2 separate regions of the Homo sapiens genome follow, and region 2 is linked to region 1. The links are chromatin loops, found by intact Hi-C in ENCODE. Cell type or tissue: HepG2. All regions are shown on one strand. Each heading gives the region's core, and the rest is flanking DNA. Links, peaks and the distances in the headings are about the cores only.

Evidence for each region. A loop is a pair of places that touch in the nucleus more often than their neighbours do. Peaks named below come from ENCODE experiments on the same cell type or tissue, not always from the same donor. Only the 100,000 strongest peaks of a DNase experiment are listed, where the experiment ranks them.
Region 2: it touches region 1 in a loop (8-fold over the local background); 15 of 110 quality-filtered maps call a loop at or near these places.

The regions. Positions count from the first base shown.
Region 1 is chr4:69,175,680-69,184,023 of GRCh38, forward strand. LOC105377267 (a long non-coding RNA gene) reads left to right here and starts at 6,421. Exons shown (of 6, transcript NR_136191.1): 1 at 6,421-6,693. It also overlaps the pseudogene LOC642474. RefSeq lists a silencer at 3,579-3,779. In HepG2, for the core only: no CTCF peak of the experiment used is centred there; DNase peaks (open chromatin) are centred at 4,322 and 6,022.
Region 2 is chr4:68,267,078-68,275,421 of GRCh38, forward strand. No RefSeq gene overlaps it. Among named protein-coding and RNA genes, the nearest start is that of TMPRSS11B, 26 kb to the left of the region's middle. RefSeq lists enhancers at 4,943-5,518, 5,519-6,093. In HepG2, for the core only: a CTCF peak has its summit at 4,882; a DNase peak (open chromatin) is centred at 4,884.

The DNA.
Region 1 (8,344 bases), core at 150-8,149:
TGAGTTGTTTCTGCCTTCTTACATGTATTAGTGAATCTTTGAAATGCTTGTTCTTCAGTGCCATAAAGAAATAGCACTTGAAAATAAATTTAATTGCTTCAGCACGGCCATTTTTTTTTTAACTTTCTGCAGAAAGAGTAAACGCACCAGCAGTTTTGCCACAAGATTACACTGAACAAAGGAGACAGGGTCATTTATAACTTGATGCGTCCATCTTACTGCTGTGTCCAATTTCTATTGGCAGGAATAGGACCTCACATTCTGTATTTGTCCTGATTGGCTAACAACTTAGAACTTTAGTCAAAGGAGAACAAAGGAAGAAGGATGTAATTTGTTGAATGTTGAGAAAGGTTAAAAATATCTTCAAATAACTCTCAACAAACTAGGTATTGATGAGATGTATCTCAAAATAATAGCTATTTATGACAAACCCAAAGCCAATATCGTACTGAATGGGAAAAAACTGGAAGCATTCCCTTTGAAAACTGGCACAAGACAGGGATGCCCTCTCTCACCACTCCTATTCAACATTGTGTTGGAAGTTCTGGCCAGGGCAATCAGGCAGGAGGAATAAATAAAGGGTATTCTATTAAGAAAACAGGAAGTCAAATTGTCCCTTTTGCAGATGACATGATTGCAAAGTTAGAAAACCACATCATTTCAGCTCAGAATCTCCTTAAGCTGATAAACAACTTCAGCAAAGTCTCAAGATACAAAATCAATGGCAAAAATCACAAGCATTCATATACACAAAGAACAGACAAACAGAGAGTCAAATCATGAGTGAACTCCCATTCACAATTGCTTCAAAGAGAATAAAATACCTAGGAATCCAACTTACAAGGGATGTGAAGGACCTCTTCAAGGAGAACTACAAACCACTGCTCAATGAAATAAAAGAGGACACAAATGGAAGAACAGTCCGTGCTCATGAATATGAAGAATCAATATTGTGAAAATGGCCATACTGTCCAAAGTAATTTACAGATTCAATGCCATCCCCATCAAGCTACCAATGACTTTCTTCACAGAATTGGAAAAAACTACTTTAAAGTTCACATGGAAGCAAAAAAGAGCCGGCATTGCCAAGACAATCCTAAGCCAAAAGAACAAAGCTGGAGGCATCACACTGCCTGACTTCAAACTATACTACAAGGCTACTGTAGTAACCAAAACAACATGGTACTGGTACCAAAACAGAGATAAAGACCAGTAGAACAGAACAAAACCCCAGAAGTAATACCACATATCTACAACCATCTGATCTTTGGCAAGCCTGACAAAAACAAGAAATGGGGAAAGGATTCCCTATTTAATAAATGGTGCTGGGAAAACTGGCTAGCCATATGTAGAAAGCTGAAACAGGATCCCTTCCTTACATCTCATACAAAAATTAACTCAAGGTGGATTAAAGACTTAAATGTTAGAACTAAAACCATCAAAACCCTAGAAGAAAACCTAGGCAATACCAATAAGGACATAGGCATGGGCAAGGACTTCATGACTAAAACACCAAAAGCAATGGCAACAAAAGCCAACATTGACAAATGGGATCTAATTAAACTAAACAGCTTCTGTGCAGCAAAAGAAACTACCATCAGAGTGAACAGGCAACTGACAGAATGGGAGAAAATTTTCACAATCTACCCATCTGCCAAAGGGCTAGTATCCAGAATCTCCAAAGAACTTAAACAAATTTACAAGAAGAAATCAAACCACCCCATCAAAAAGTGGGCAGAGGACACTTGAACAGACACTTCTCAAAAGAAGACATTTATGCAGCCAACAGACACATGAAAAAATGTTCATCATCACTGGCCATCAGAGAAATGCAAATCAAAAACCACAATGAGATACCATCTCACAACAGTTAGAAAGGCAATCATTAAAGTCAGGAAACAACAGGTGCTGGAGAGGATGTGGAGAAATAGGAATGCTTTCACACTATTGGTGGGACTGTAAACTAGTTCAACCATTGTGGAAGACAGTGTGGCAATTCCTCAGGGATCTACAACTAGAAATACCATTTTACCCAGCCATCCCATTACTGGGTATATACCCAAAGGATTATAAATCATGCTGCTTTAAAGACACATGCAAACTTATGTTTATTGTGGCACTATTCACAATAGCAAAGACTTGGAACCAACTCAAATGTTCATCAATGATAGAGTGGGTTAAGAAAATGTGGCACATATACACCATGTAATACTATGCAGCCATAAAAAAATGAGTTCATGTCATTTGCAGGGACATGGATGAAGCTGGAAAACACCATTCTGAGCAAACTATCGCAAGAACAGAAAACCGAACAATTCATGTTCTCACACATAGGTGGGAATTGAACAAGGAGAACACTTGGACACAGGGACCATCACACACTGGAGCCTGTAGTTAGTGGAGTGGGGGGAGGGGGGAGTGGTAGCATTAAGAGATATACCTAATGTAAATGTGGAGTTAATGGGTGCAGCTAACAGGTGCAGCACACCAACATGGTACATATATACATATGTAACAAACCTGCACGTTGTGCACATGTACCCTAGAACTTAAAGTATAATAAAAAAATTAAAAAACAAAATAAAAATATAAAAATATAAAAGAAAAAAGTAAATGACCTATCCCTCACCCCCCCAAAAAAAATACCTTCAAATAAGGAAGAGGAACAGACTATATCCTAATGCTTGCTTTGACCAGTATAAGCATGCCAGAGTAAATATTTAGGCTCCATTGTAGGAGCTAAGAACATAAAGTACATAGATTTCTTTATTATGGCTAGCAGATATTTAAAAATGTCAGCACTGGTCTTTGAATAAATTTTGCTTCTAAGAGAACTTACTATTTATTCTTAATTAGATGGGGAGGAAAGTCTTTGAAGAGGAACTTCTACTTTAGTTTTTACAGTGAAGCAGCCTAGGGTCACTGGAGCAGTCTTGTTGTTTGAAGTATCACCAGGAGTTCTTTGTCTCAAGACCCAAAAAATTAAGGATCATGAACACCAACGGTAATGTTGGAAGAGAAGTTTAATAAGCGAAAGAGAAAAGCTGTCTACTATGAAGAGGAAGCATTCACAGTTGAATGCAGACTTTTCTATACAAAAATAAAAGCTAATGAGGCAGAGTGTTTCGTGTGCATAAGGCATGAAAAACCGGTTAGGAATGGATGTCTTATTTGCATACATACAAATTCTTGTTAGCTCCACCTCTTCCCTCTAGTGTGCATGCAGGTCCTTAGCCTGAGTTACTGCATGTTGTTTTATTTTGCTTACTGACTCTGTGTCACTGCGGACGTGTGTGGTTCTGTGTAACTTTCCTTATCTATACAGCTACAGGTCTGTCTTAGGAAAGCACCCTGTGCAAGTTCCTTTATCTGAGTATGTCAGAAAAGAAAAGGAATGTGCTCACTGAAGACCATCGTGAATAGACAGAGCTCACTGGTTGCACAGAAGACAAAGGCTTTGGACTTTTCTTCCTTACCTGCGCTTGCAGCTTGATTTCCTCCAGACTGTTATTTTTGGGGGAGGGCTTCTACCAAGAACCTTGTCCTAACTATTTGCCTAACTGGTTCCTTATTTTCTGTTCTCATTAGTTCTCTCTCCAGACGTCTATCACCTCCATGAGGTCTCAAAACACTGAGTGATCAGCTCTTACATACATTTGCTAGATGAGCTTTTTAAACTCATTGTGTTGGGGGAGTTCTCTGTTTGGCCACTATACATCGTGAAGGTTTAACACCCCAGACATTCCAAATAGGCCCCTTTCGCTTGGAGAAGCAAAATGTCCTTTCTCCTCAGTGCTGAGGAGCTCAGTCTCTCATCTCTCACTGATCTACAAAAATAATAGTTCGGCTCCTCATGCAAATGTGCAGACAAGCCATTTGAGCTTATCTTTGGGAGAAAAGGCAATGGAGAGGACCCTTTAGAATGTACTCCTGAACTATAATTAGGATTCTAAAAGACAACTTCCCAGGAGAAAAAAAAAATTCAGAAAAAAACAAGGACTATCAACCAAAGGGAGGTCCAGGGCTCAAGAAGACTTACCAGTCCCACCGAAGAAGAAGCTCAAAATTGGAGAGGCTTTCAGTGGACCTCTGTTGCTACCTTAGCTTCAAGTTCAGGCATGTTTTATGGTGTCCTGAGTTTTCTCTGAGGCCCCACATATTCAAATGTCAAGTTGTTATTGATGAAAAGAGTCAAACATTTTAAAATATTTAAAGAGTTTTATTCTGAGCCAAATATGAGTCAATGATGGCCTGTGACATAACACTCAGGAGATCCTAAGAATATTTCCCCATGGCGCTCAGGCTACAGCTTAGTTTTATGCAATTTAGAGAGACATTAGTCATCAATCAATACAGGTAAGTTATACATTGACATGGTCTGAATAGGCAGGACAACTGGGAGCAGGGGCTTCCAGGTCATAGGCTAATTCAAGGATTTTCTATTGGCAATTGGTTGAGTTATATTGTTGTCTAAAGATATAGAATTAATAGACAAGAATGTCTAGGTTAAGATAAGGGGCTGTGAATACCAAGGTTTTATCATGCAGATAAAGCGGTCAGGCAACAGGCTTGAGAGAATATAGATTGTAAATGTTTCTTATCAAACGTAATGAGTCTGTTCTATTGTCTTTAAGGTCTGTGTTGATGTTAGTGCTTGTAAGATTTTCCTGAGTTCAAAAAGCGAGGAGGGTATAATGAGGCATGTCCTATCCCACCACCCCACTTCCCATCATTGTCTGAACCAGTTTTTCAGATTAAGTTTGAAATGCTCTTTGCTGAGAGTAAGGGTCCATTTAGGTGGTTGAGGATGCTTAAAATTTTATTTTTGGTTTACATCTACATAGAGTTGTTGAATAATTAGAACATAATGATAATATTTTACCTAATGTCATTATTAGCCTTCTGCTTATTAACACAGAAACCAAAACCATGTCTTTTCTCCTATACATTTTTTCCCGTCTCAGATATTATCAGTAAATACAAATTTCAAATTAATTTCTCACATTTACTATTAACAATTTATGTTTTATTCCATAAGGTTGACATGTCTCAGTAACTAATATACAATTTTTATCATTTTCCCTGTTTCTAAACTCTTATCTTTACATATCACTCTATGTTGAGATGCAAGAATTTCTTGCTAAGGAAAAGCTCGATCTTGTGACTGTCCTTTAAAACTTGAGTAAGTAATTATTTGCCTATAAATTATCATTCAGACTAATAATTGTTTATTTAAAACTAATTTCTCCTATTTCAAACTAACTTTGTTCTGTAACGTCCTGCCCTGAACTTTCTCTGTGATCACTACTCACTGGAATGACTTTTAAATATCCTATACTTTCGTCATGCTTGTATTGATTGTGAAATGCTTCCTTTGGCAACAATAAATCCTAATGAAGCTTTCATCTCACCTCCTAAGTCAAATGTCTTACTAAAGCTTTTATTAATTATCAGATATTAAAGCAATTGTGCATTTTTCTCCTCTGAAATACTGAACACTTTGCACTTAGTATATAGAATTAATGAAAATAGTTACCCAAAGTCTCCAAGTGTATTCCCAGTAATTCTTTGTATTGTCCTTGTGAGCAAAGGATGTGAAACATGAGTTCTTCTAAACCATCTGACACCTTGGATTTAGTGTGGAATGAATGTAAATGTGGTTGTGTGCATATGTTTCTGCACATGAATTATTAAATCTAAAGAATTTTAAAAAATTTCTTTATCATCAATCCAGATAATAAAAGTATCTTTATGTGTTTTATTTCTAAGCTCTAGAAGGTTGGAACAAATTTTCCCTGATACATTGCAACATTGCATTTCTTTTTGATATCTTCAATAAATGTGAAGCTGGCAACCAACCAATGAACTTTATTTACACTTAAAATATTAATTTTTAACTTCTGTGCTTATATTGTCATTTCAATTTCATGCTTAGTAACTACAAAGCTAGTGCAGATCAGTGTGTGAGGGAAATGTCATCATGAGGCCCGAGAAGTCAGCTTTGGTATTTCGGCTCCTGCAACTCTTCTGTGCTAGTTGTGAATTCTGTGAGAAGGTCCTGGTGTGGCCCTGTGACATGAGCCATTGGCTTAATGTCAAGGTCATTCTAGAGGAGATCATAGTGAGGGGCCATGAGGTAACAGTATTGACTCACTCAAAGTCTTTGTTAATTGACTACAGGAAGCCCTCTGCACTGAAATTTGAGGTGGTCCATATGCCACAGGATAAAACAGAAAAAAATGAAATATTTGTTGACCTAGCTCTGAATGTCTTGCCAGGCTTAACAACCTGGCAATCAGTTATAAAATTAAATGTTTTTTTGTTGAAATAAGAGGAACTTTAAAAATAATGTGTCAGAGCGTTATCTACAATCAAACACTTATGAAGAAGCTACAGGAAACCAACTACGATGTAACGCTTATAGACCCTGTGATTCCCCGTGGAGACCTGATGGCTGAGTTGCTTCCAGTCCCTTTTGTGCTCACACCTAGAACTTCTCTAAGAGGCAAGATGGAGCGAAGCTGTGGGAAACTTCCAGCTCCACTTTCCTATGTACCTGTGCCTATGACAGGACTAACAGACAGAATGACCTTTCAGGAAAGATTAAAAATCCAATGCTTTCAGTTTTCTTCCACTTCTGGATTCAGGATTATGACCATCATTTTTGGGAAGAGTGTTAGAGTAAGGCATCAGGTAAGAGATTCTTATTTTATTTTTAATTTAATTATCAAAATAAATTTTTTTTAAAGTTGCCATACATCGTCTATGACACATATATGCAGGTTAATGAGTTTTTATTATAGAAAATGTTATAGCTGTTCTTCATAAAGAAAGTAGATTTGTTCTAAGTGTAAGGTAACCTACTTCCTTAATACCAGTAATAAACTTACAAATGATCATCATTAACAAGGAGATTATATTTTGTATTTCCTCCAAATAGCCCAAATCTACATCGCATATTTTTGAGAATCATTGATTGTTATTTTGACTGTTATACCATTTCTATTGAAACAAGATGCTAATCATTCTTTTCTCTCTCATCAAAAATTTCAAAAAAAAATCTTCAGAAAGTCCTCTTTGAATTATTTTCACAGAGGTGGTTAAATTGAAACATTTTCTAGAATTCTCTAATTTCTTAGTTGATTACTTCACAAAAACTTGAAAAAATATTACAAAAAGTTAAATGACTTATGGTCTTGTGGCGCATGAGATACAATTTTTACTTTACTGATATATATCTATTTGACTTATTTTTATTTCTTTGCTTTACTGATAAAAATTGTTTTACTTTGCAGTTTTCATACACCGTTGTGATCAGAGCTGGTAAATGCAAGACATGATTTTAATCCAAAAATGTTTGAGAAATATGTAGAAACATGAACAAAGGAACAGTCATAATAGACACTAAATTATTGTTTAAAGTATTCCACTGAATTCTAATACATAGATTGTTTCACAGAACTAATATTCAGAGGATCCCACTTCAAATGTCCTTAGCCTTAGACATGTTTTGAAATTACATGTATTGATTTCCTCTAATTAATTTTGTATTCAGTAAGCTCTGCCTAGCTTAACATTTTATTTCCATAAGTTGTTATGCATAGGCATATTTCATTTTATTATCCTTTGCTTTATTGTGCATCACAGAAATTGCAATTTACAAATTAAAGTTTTTTTATTATACTTTAAGTTTTAGGGTACATGTGCAAAACGTGCAGGTTAGTTACATATGTATACATGTACCATGTTGGTGTGCTGCACCCATTAACTTTTCATTTAACATTAGGTATATCTCCTAATGCTATCTCACCCCTCTCCCCCACCCCACAACAGACACCGCTGTGTGATGTTCCCCTTCCTGTTTCCATGTGTTTTCACTGTTCAATTTCCACCTGTGAGTGAGAACATGCGGTGTTTGGTTTTTTGTCCTTGCAATAGTTTGCTGAGAATGATGGTTTCCAGCTTTATCCATGTCCCTACAAAGGACGTGAACTCATCATTTTTTATGGCTGCGTAGTATTCCATAGTGTATATGTGCCTCATTTTCTTAATCCAGTCTATCATTGTTGGACATTTGGTTTGGTTCCAAGTCTTTGCTGTTGTGAATAGTGCTGCAATAAACATACGTGTGCATGTGTCTTTATAGCAGCAGGATGTATAATCCTTTGGGTATATACCCAGTAATGGGATTGCTGGGTCAAATGGTATCTCTAGTTCTAGATCCCTGAGGAATCACCACACCGACTTCCACAATGGTTGAACTAGTTTACAGTCCCACCAACAGTGTAAAAGTGTTCCTATTTCTCCACATCCTCTCCAGCACCTGTTGTTTCCTGACTTTTTA
Region 2 (8,344 bases), core at 158-8,157, 910 kb before region 1:
CTCCAGAGTCCTTGCCATTGCCTGCTCTACTCTTTTAATTATTCTAAATTCCTAGAGAAGAAGAAAATATGGTAAAGTGGAAGAAGATACACTCTGAAAATCTGGCTGCAAATTTGAGTTGGGTTGTTTACATTCTATATGACCTTGGGCAAATTACTTAAACTCTCAGAGTCTCATTTTTCGTTTTTAAAAAATAGAAAATTGTGAAGACGAAGTTAAAAAGATATATCTAAATTTCCAGACACATAATAAGTATTATGTATTGTGTATTCAAAGAGAGCCAACAGCCTTTGAAAAGACTATAATGGTGAGAAAATTATGACAGTGAAAGAGATCTAATCTAACTGACTCCATCTTGCCTATAACCTCCAAGCTGCCTTTGTTCATTCTTGGGCATAGGCCAAACTAACTCTGGGAGGAATTTAGTTTATAATTTAACTTTGGAGCAAAGGTGATAACAGCGCTTCCCTAAACAAATTGCCTTCTTGCTGGGGGGACCAGACTGCCTTCATAAAGCTAACAAATGAGACACAAGATTAGAAATTATGACTCAGAAGTCATGCAGCTAGAGGCTACAACCTCCCCAGTTGTTCCTATGAATAACATAACTACTGCAAAACCGAACATTGGTGTTCAAGATATTTTTTTAGACCCTATGTTCTGATAGATCAGCTGGTACAACCCAGACTGGTAAACTGGCTCATCTGATCTTGTGGCCTCCACCCAGGAACTGACTCAGCACAAGAGGACCCAACTAATCAACATTCCCCATTTCCTAGTTCCTGCCTGCCAAAGTATCTGTAAAAAACCCTAGCATCTGAATTTGAGGGGAGGCTGATTTGAGTAATAAGAAAATTCTGCTCTCCCATTTAGCTGGCTCTACGTGTATTAAACTCTTTCTCTATTGCAATTCCCTTGTCTTGATAAATCAACTTTATCTGGGAAGCAGGCAAGAAAAACCCACATCTTTTTTATAAAAACAAGTCAAAATGTTTTATCTGCTCTTCCATTATGAGGTCATTTGTGAATTTCATTTAACTCTAACATTTAGCCTTTTACCTTTAGTACAACAGACAGAACTGGTGGGTTGAATACTGTTTAGGTTAATACTCAATGTCTCTGAACTTGAGCCAAGTTTATAAATTTACTCAAGAAAACAAGAAGCTACATTCACCAGCCACTGCCTGATGATTAGAGAGGCTCCACAGTGGTGTTGGCTTCTCCCTCATATGTTGGCCTGCCATGGCCATCGGCCCTGTACAGAACTCCTCCCAGTCAAAAGTCAGTCAGTTTTTCCAAAATTGGTGTCTGATGATGACTGTCATCTACAGGCTGGCAAAAAAAGTGGTTAGCTTGTCGACTCCAAGAGCAGATTTATCTATTTATATTACATATTCATGACTGCAAATCAGTACTTACATTAATAATGCAAAGTACTCTGATTAACGTTTATATTAACCATAACTACTTGTGAGGTTTCTTCTGGGTTGGGAGAGTTTTGTTGTTAGATTTCTTCAGCAGGTGCTATGTTTGCAATACGCTGAGTTGTTAACGACTAATTATTTTATCTTTCCTGATCGATAAATAATATATTTAAGATATATTTATGCTTTCTGCTTTGCTTTATGCTATTCTGCTCTGTATTCCTATTTAGTGTACCACTAAACATAGTACATATAGTACACATAGTACATATAGTGTACACATAGTACATATAGTGTATTACACATAGTACATGTAGTGTATTACACATAGTACATATAGTGTATTACACATAGTACATATAGTGTATTACACATAGTACATATAGTACATATAGTGTATTACACATAGTACAAATTGAGATGAATATATAGCATGAACAACATATTATATAGGTAATTCATTATAAAATTACTAGGTTAATTTATTCTTTCTATAAAAAATATAGATTAGTTTTTATTTTCTTTGACTTCTCAATTCTTCTTTTGTTTCCTTATTTTATTTTACTCAGATGTGATATCTCTCACTTCTACTTCTCTTAACCATTGCTTTGTTTCTGTGTTATATGGAAGAGTAATTGACTAAAGGATTCCAGAAAGGTCTGTTGCACTATTTTAAAAGATAAATGTATGTATTAGTCCATTTCACACTACTATAAAGAACTATGCAAGACTGAGTAATTTATAAAGAAAAGGGGCTTAATTAACTCATAGTTCCACATGACTGGGGAGGCCTCAGGAAATATACAATCTTGGTGGAAGGAGAAGGGGAAGCAAGGCACGTCTTACATGGTGTCACGAGAGAGAGAGCACGCAGGGGAAACTGCCACTTTTAAACCATCAGATCTCATGAAAACTCCATCACTATCACAAGAACAGCATGGGGAAACTGCCCCCATTATCCAATCACCTCCCACCAGGTTCCTCCCTCGACATGTGGGGATTACAAGTTAAGATGAGATTTGGATGGGGACACAGAGCCAAACCATATCATTCTGCCCCTGTTCCCCTGACCAAATCTCATGTCCTCACATTTCAAAACCAATCATGCCTTCCCAAAAGTCTCCCATGTCTTAGTTCATTCTAGCATTAACTCGAAAGTCCAAGTCCAAAGTCTCATCTGAGACAAGGCAAGCCCCTTTCACCTATAATCCTATAAAATCAAAAGCAAGTTAGTTACTTGTAAGACACAATGGGGATACAGGCATTGGGTAAATGTTCCCATTCCAAATGGGATAAATTGGTCAAAACAAAGAGGCCACAGGCCCCACGCTAGTCTGAAACCCAACTCTGCACTAATTAAATCTTAAAGCTCCAAAATCTCCTTTGACTCCATATTTCATATTCAGGGCACACTGGTGCAAGGGGTGAGCTCCCATGGCCTTGAGTGGCTCTGCAGGGTACAGCTCCTGTGCCTGCTTTCACAGGCTGGTGTTGAGTGCCTGTGGTTTTTCCAGATGCACAATGCAAGCTGTCAGTGGATCTACCATTCTGGGGTCTAGAGGACAGTGGCCTTCTTCTCACACCTCCACTAGACAGTGCCCCAGTGGGGACCCTGTGTGAGGGTTCCAATCCCATGTTTCCCCTCTGCATTGTATTAGTAGAGGTTCTCTATGAGGCCTCCACCACTGCAACGGACTTATGCATGGACATCCAGGTGTTTTCATGCATCTTCTGAAATCTAGGTGGAGGTTCCCAAACCTCAACTCTTGTCTTCTGTGCACTCAAAGGCCCAACATCACATGGAAGCCACCAAGGCTTGGGACCTGCACACTCTGAAGCAATGGCCCAAGCTGTACATGGCTGGAGCAGCTGACATGCAGGGTGCCATGTCCCAAGGCTGCACAGAGCAGGGGGACCCTGAGCCCAGTTCACATGAAACCATTTTTCCTTCCTAGGCCTCCAGGCCTATGATGGAAGGGGCTGCTGTGAAGATCTTTCACATGCCCTGGAGATATTTTCCTCATTGTCTTGGCTCTTAACATTCAACTCCTTGTTACTTATGCAAATGTCTTCAGCCAGCTTGAATTCCTTCCCAGAAAATGGGTTTTTCTTAGCTGCCTCTTGGTCAGGCTGCAAATTTTTCAAACCTTTATGCTCTGCTTCCCTTTTAAACATAAGAAGTTCCAATTTCAAACCATCTCTTTGTGAACTCGCATGACTGAACACTTTCAGAATCAACCAGGCCACATCTTGAATGCTTTGCTGTTTGGAAGTTTCTTCTGCCAGATACCCTAAATCATCTCTCTCAAGTTCAAAGTTCCACAGATCTCCAGGGCAGGGGCAAAATGCCACCTGTCTCTTTGCTAAAAAAAAAGCATGTGTGACCTGTGCTCCAGTTCCCAATAAGTTTGCCATCTCCATCTGAGACCACCTCAGCCTTGGCTTTATTATCCATATCACTATCAACATTTTGGTTAAAACCATTCAACAAGTCTCAAGGAAGTTCCAGACTTTCTCACATCTTCCTGTCTTCTTCTGGCCCCTCCAAACTGTTCCAATCTCTCCCCATTACCCAGTTCCAAAGTTGCTTCCACATTTTCAAATATCTTTATAGCATTACCCCACTCTTGGTACCAATTCTCTGTATTCATCCATTTTCACACTGATATAAAGAACTACCCAAGATAAAGAAAAGAGGTTTAATTGACTCACAGTTCTTTCTGGCTGGTGTGGCCTGAGGAAACTACAATCCTGGTGGAAGGGAAGCAAAACATGTCTTACATGGTGTCAGGAGAGACAGAGCACGCAGGGGAAACCCACTTTTAAACCATGAGATCTTGTGAGAACGCTCTCACAATCATGAGAACAGCATAGGGGAAACTGCCCCCATGATCCAATCACCTCCCACCAGATCTTCCCACATCATGGGATTACAATTAGAGACGAGATTTGGGTAGGGACACAGAGCCTAACTATATCATTCTGCCCCCGTGCCCTCCCAAATCTCATGTCCTTTTCACATTTCAAAACCAATCATGCCTTCCCAGCAGTCCCCCCAATGTCTTAACATATTCCATCATTAACTGAAAAGTCCAAATCCATAAGTAAAGTCATGTGAACTAAAAGTCTACAGTTTTTATTTTTCTGATAAAATATTTTATTTAAACTCATTATTTTTAAACCAATTAATCAATATACTATCATCTTTAGTAAAGGATGCACCTTGAGAAAATATTAGAGGATGTGTTACATTCGTTACAAATTTCTCATTGTTGATTAAAATGTCAGCATTGCTCTCATTATGAAATTTGGGAAAGAAAGGGAACATTTTTTAACCCAAACTAAGTAACTAATAGTCAGTTTTAAAAGCTTAGTTATTTGGATTATTTCATTACTCAAAAACTGGCTCACTGACGATTCAGGACTTTTTGCTCTTACCACTTACATTTTAGTCATTACCCCACATGTCCACTAGATGGTGTGTAAGGACAGAAAAAAATAAATTAAAAAATCAAAGAACTTAGAGGGAGATGACCACAGTGTTTAAGTGAAGAGCTGAGAATTTTCTTTGGATTTTATCCCTAGTAATTCCAGTTACTCTAAAACAAGTGAGAAAGATCCATACTAAAGAAAACCTTTTTAATGTCATCCTGGCCAACATGGTGAAACCCCGTCTCTGCTAAAAACACACAAATTAGCTGTAGTCCTAGCTACTAAGGATGAGGCGGTAGAATCTGAACCCGGGAGGCGGAGGTTTCAGTGAGCCGAGATCGCGACACTGCACTCCAGCCTGGCGACAGAGCGAGACTCCGTCTCAAAAAAAAAAAGAAGAAAGAAAAAAAATTTATTTATGGCATTTGCCTACCAAAATTACTTTTTGAAAAGGTTTTCAAGTCATTGAACATAAATGTCTTTTCGGTCAGAGGCGTGCATAGAAATAGAGATGGGAAGGCAAAAGGAAGCAATACTAGCAACCACTGAAAAAACTCTTGTGGGCAGACAGGGAAGAAAATGTGGGCTGCTGTTTTGACTAGCAGCCATCTACAGAGGAATGTTACTGCTCTTTGAGAAATAGTCCCTCCTAGGTCATGGCTCATTGATGGCTGTGTCTGCCTAAAATGACAGAACTGTAAGGAACAGCTAGCTGTCAGTCATTCTACTCTTTGGAACTACCAGGATTCAGCTTCCACAAAATAGAGGTAGAAACAATGTAGGTGGTATTTGCTTGATATATTTATGCTGCTATGCTTTTGGATCCACATGTCACCTAACAAGAATTTTACTGACCTAATTGAGTTGACTCTGTAATTGATTTTTGCAAAACTCCCCCAAAAAGTAAAACAAACAAACCAAAATGTAGTATTTTATTTTCTTAGTTCTCCTGGGAATTCTAGAAACTTGTTTTTGCAGGAGTGGCATCTCCATATGCCCATACGGAATTTGTTCACCAAAGAAAGTTAAGGTTGACTATTGATATGTATTTGCATAGTACTTTACAAATGAGTGGAGGCGAAAAGGGAAGATACAAACACTTTGGTGCTGTACTAACTGGGTACTAAGGTCACTGAAATTACTCAGCCTCAGGAATCTAAGGAGCTCATTATGAATAACAAAAGAAACTTCTATCACTCAGAAAATTCCAAGGGTTTTAGGAGTTTTGTGCCTGGAACCAGATTGCCAAACATATTTCTTATTCTAACACAGCCATATTAAACTAGAATTTTTCAGTGTATCAGAGATTTATCAACAGAGAACAAAACTGAGCTTACATTGTCAGCCGTGGTGGTAATCTCATTTCAAAGCTATGTATACTTTTGAATGATATAGATATGAATATAGCAAAATTCTGATTTACAAGAATCTCAATACATTTGCTCAGAGCTGTGCTAGGCTGTAATAGTTCTTTTTCACAACTACCATTGTAGGTGAATGCCAGATATATGACAGTCACCTTCATACTAGTAAGTTTTCTCTATGAAAAAATTTCAAAGAATTTTGTGTCAGTAAAGGGTTGTGACTTGAGAAATAAAAATAAAATTCTAAGCCCCCACAACTGACTGAATGGATTTCCTCTTGACAAAGGGAACCACAGAGAAAACCTGCATTCACAACCATAATGGGACGGGAGATCAGTCATGCCTCATCATAACCCTTCCCTTGCTAACTGTCATTAGGTTTTCTTCCCTAAGTAGTCCCAATAAACTTGGTAGTCCCAAAAGTGGGATCTTTCCTTGTTTGGTATTGCAGAGCCAATACACAAAACCAAACATGAGCATCGAGTGGAGCAAAGAAAGGAGAAACAGGAACATGGCTCACAGATCAACTTCTCACCTAGTGAGAGGTGAGGAGTTAAAATGTAGAGTCTCTTTAAGGAAAGGCTTGGACATTAAAAGGGAGGGGAGGAATATTCATATCCTTTCTGGAAATGGGCAGTGATATCAGAACCAGAGTCCAACCTTGTTCTTGTTCTTTTATGGTTTCTTCTGGTCATTGTCATGGCGACTGTTAACTATCATGACCCGGCTGGAAGTGTCACTTAGCATGAAAATTGGATTATAATGAAGTCTGAGATATATTTACGGCCACTCAGTCAGCCATCTTGATTCTAACTGGTTTTTGACCAATTCTCCTGAGGAGGAACTTCTGTCTGCATGCCTTCCTGTTTCTAAAAATAAGGAAAGTTACAGTGAGGTAGAAGTTCAGCTATGTCACACAGGCATTATACTAGGTAATAAATTAACTAAACAGAAATCAGCCTCTTCAAAAGACTGCTAAATTGTCTTCCATGTATAGAACAAAGGTAAGATGAGATTAATAATTCCTTCACCTTCCCCTGAGACATCTGCTCCCTCTATTCTCTTTTTTCCTCAAATGTTCACCTATCTTATGTAAACTGTTCATTTACTGGGCACTAAATAATGTCTCACAAGTATGTAATCATTTGTCTCACTGCCACTGTCACGCGCATCCGTGTGAAGACACCACTAAACAGGCTTTGTGCGAGCAACAAGGCTGTTTATTTCACCTGGGTGCAGGTGGGCTGAGTCCGAAAAAGGAGTCAGTGAAGGGAGATAGGGCTGGGGCCGTTTTACAGGATTTGGGTAGGTAGTGGAAAATTACAGTCAAAGGGGGTTGTTCTCTGGTGGGCAGAGGCGGGGGTCACAAGGTGCTCAGTGGGGGAGCTTCTGAGCCAGGAGAAGGAATTTCACAAGGTAATGTCATCAGCTAAGGCAGGAACCGGCCATTTTCACTACTTTTGTGATTCTTCAGTTACTTCAGGCCATCTGGATGTATACGTGCGGGCTTGGGCTCAGAGGCCTGACAGCCACCACCCCTCCTTTTTTGAAGGAAAATTCATAAATACTAAACCTCCCAAGAACTTCTTTGGAAACAATTGATTTCTGTCAAATGTACTTTTCAGGTCATGTTTAACAGAGTAATCCACCAGCAAATGATTATTTAAAAAGCAGAATCCAATTCCTGCCCCCCAGACCAATGTATTTGAGTCTGGGAATGGTGCTCAAGACATTGTATTTTTGACAGAATTATCAAATTCTGATAAATTTTACAAATATCACAGTTTGGAAACAATTTCTCTCTTTTCTTTCTCTCTCTCTTTTTTTTTTTTTTTTTTGAGACAGGGTCTTGTTTTGTTGCCCAGGATGATGTGTAGTGGCATAATCATTGCATAGCTTACTGCAGCCTCCACCTTCTGGACTCAAGCAATTCTTCTGTCTCAGCCTCCTGAGTAGCTGGGACTGCAGGCGTGTGCTACCATGCCCACCAATTTTTTTTTTTTTGAGATGGAGTCTCACTTTGTTGCCCAGGCTGGAGTGCAGTGGCGCGATCTCGGCTCACTGCAACCTCCACCTCCTGGGTTCAAGCGATTCTCCTGCCTCAGCCACCCGAGTAGCTGGGAC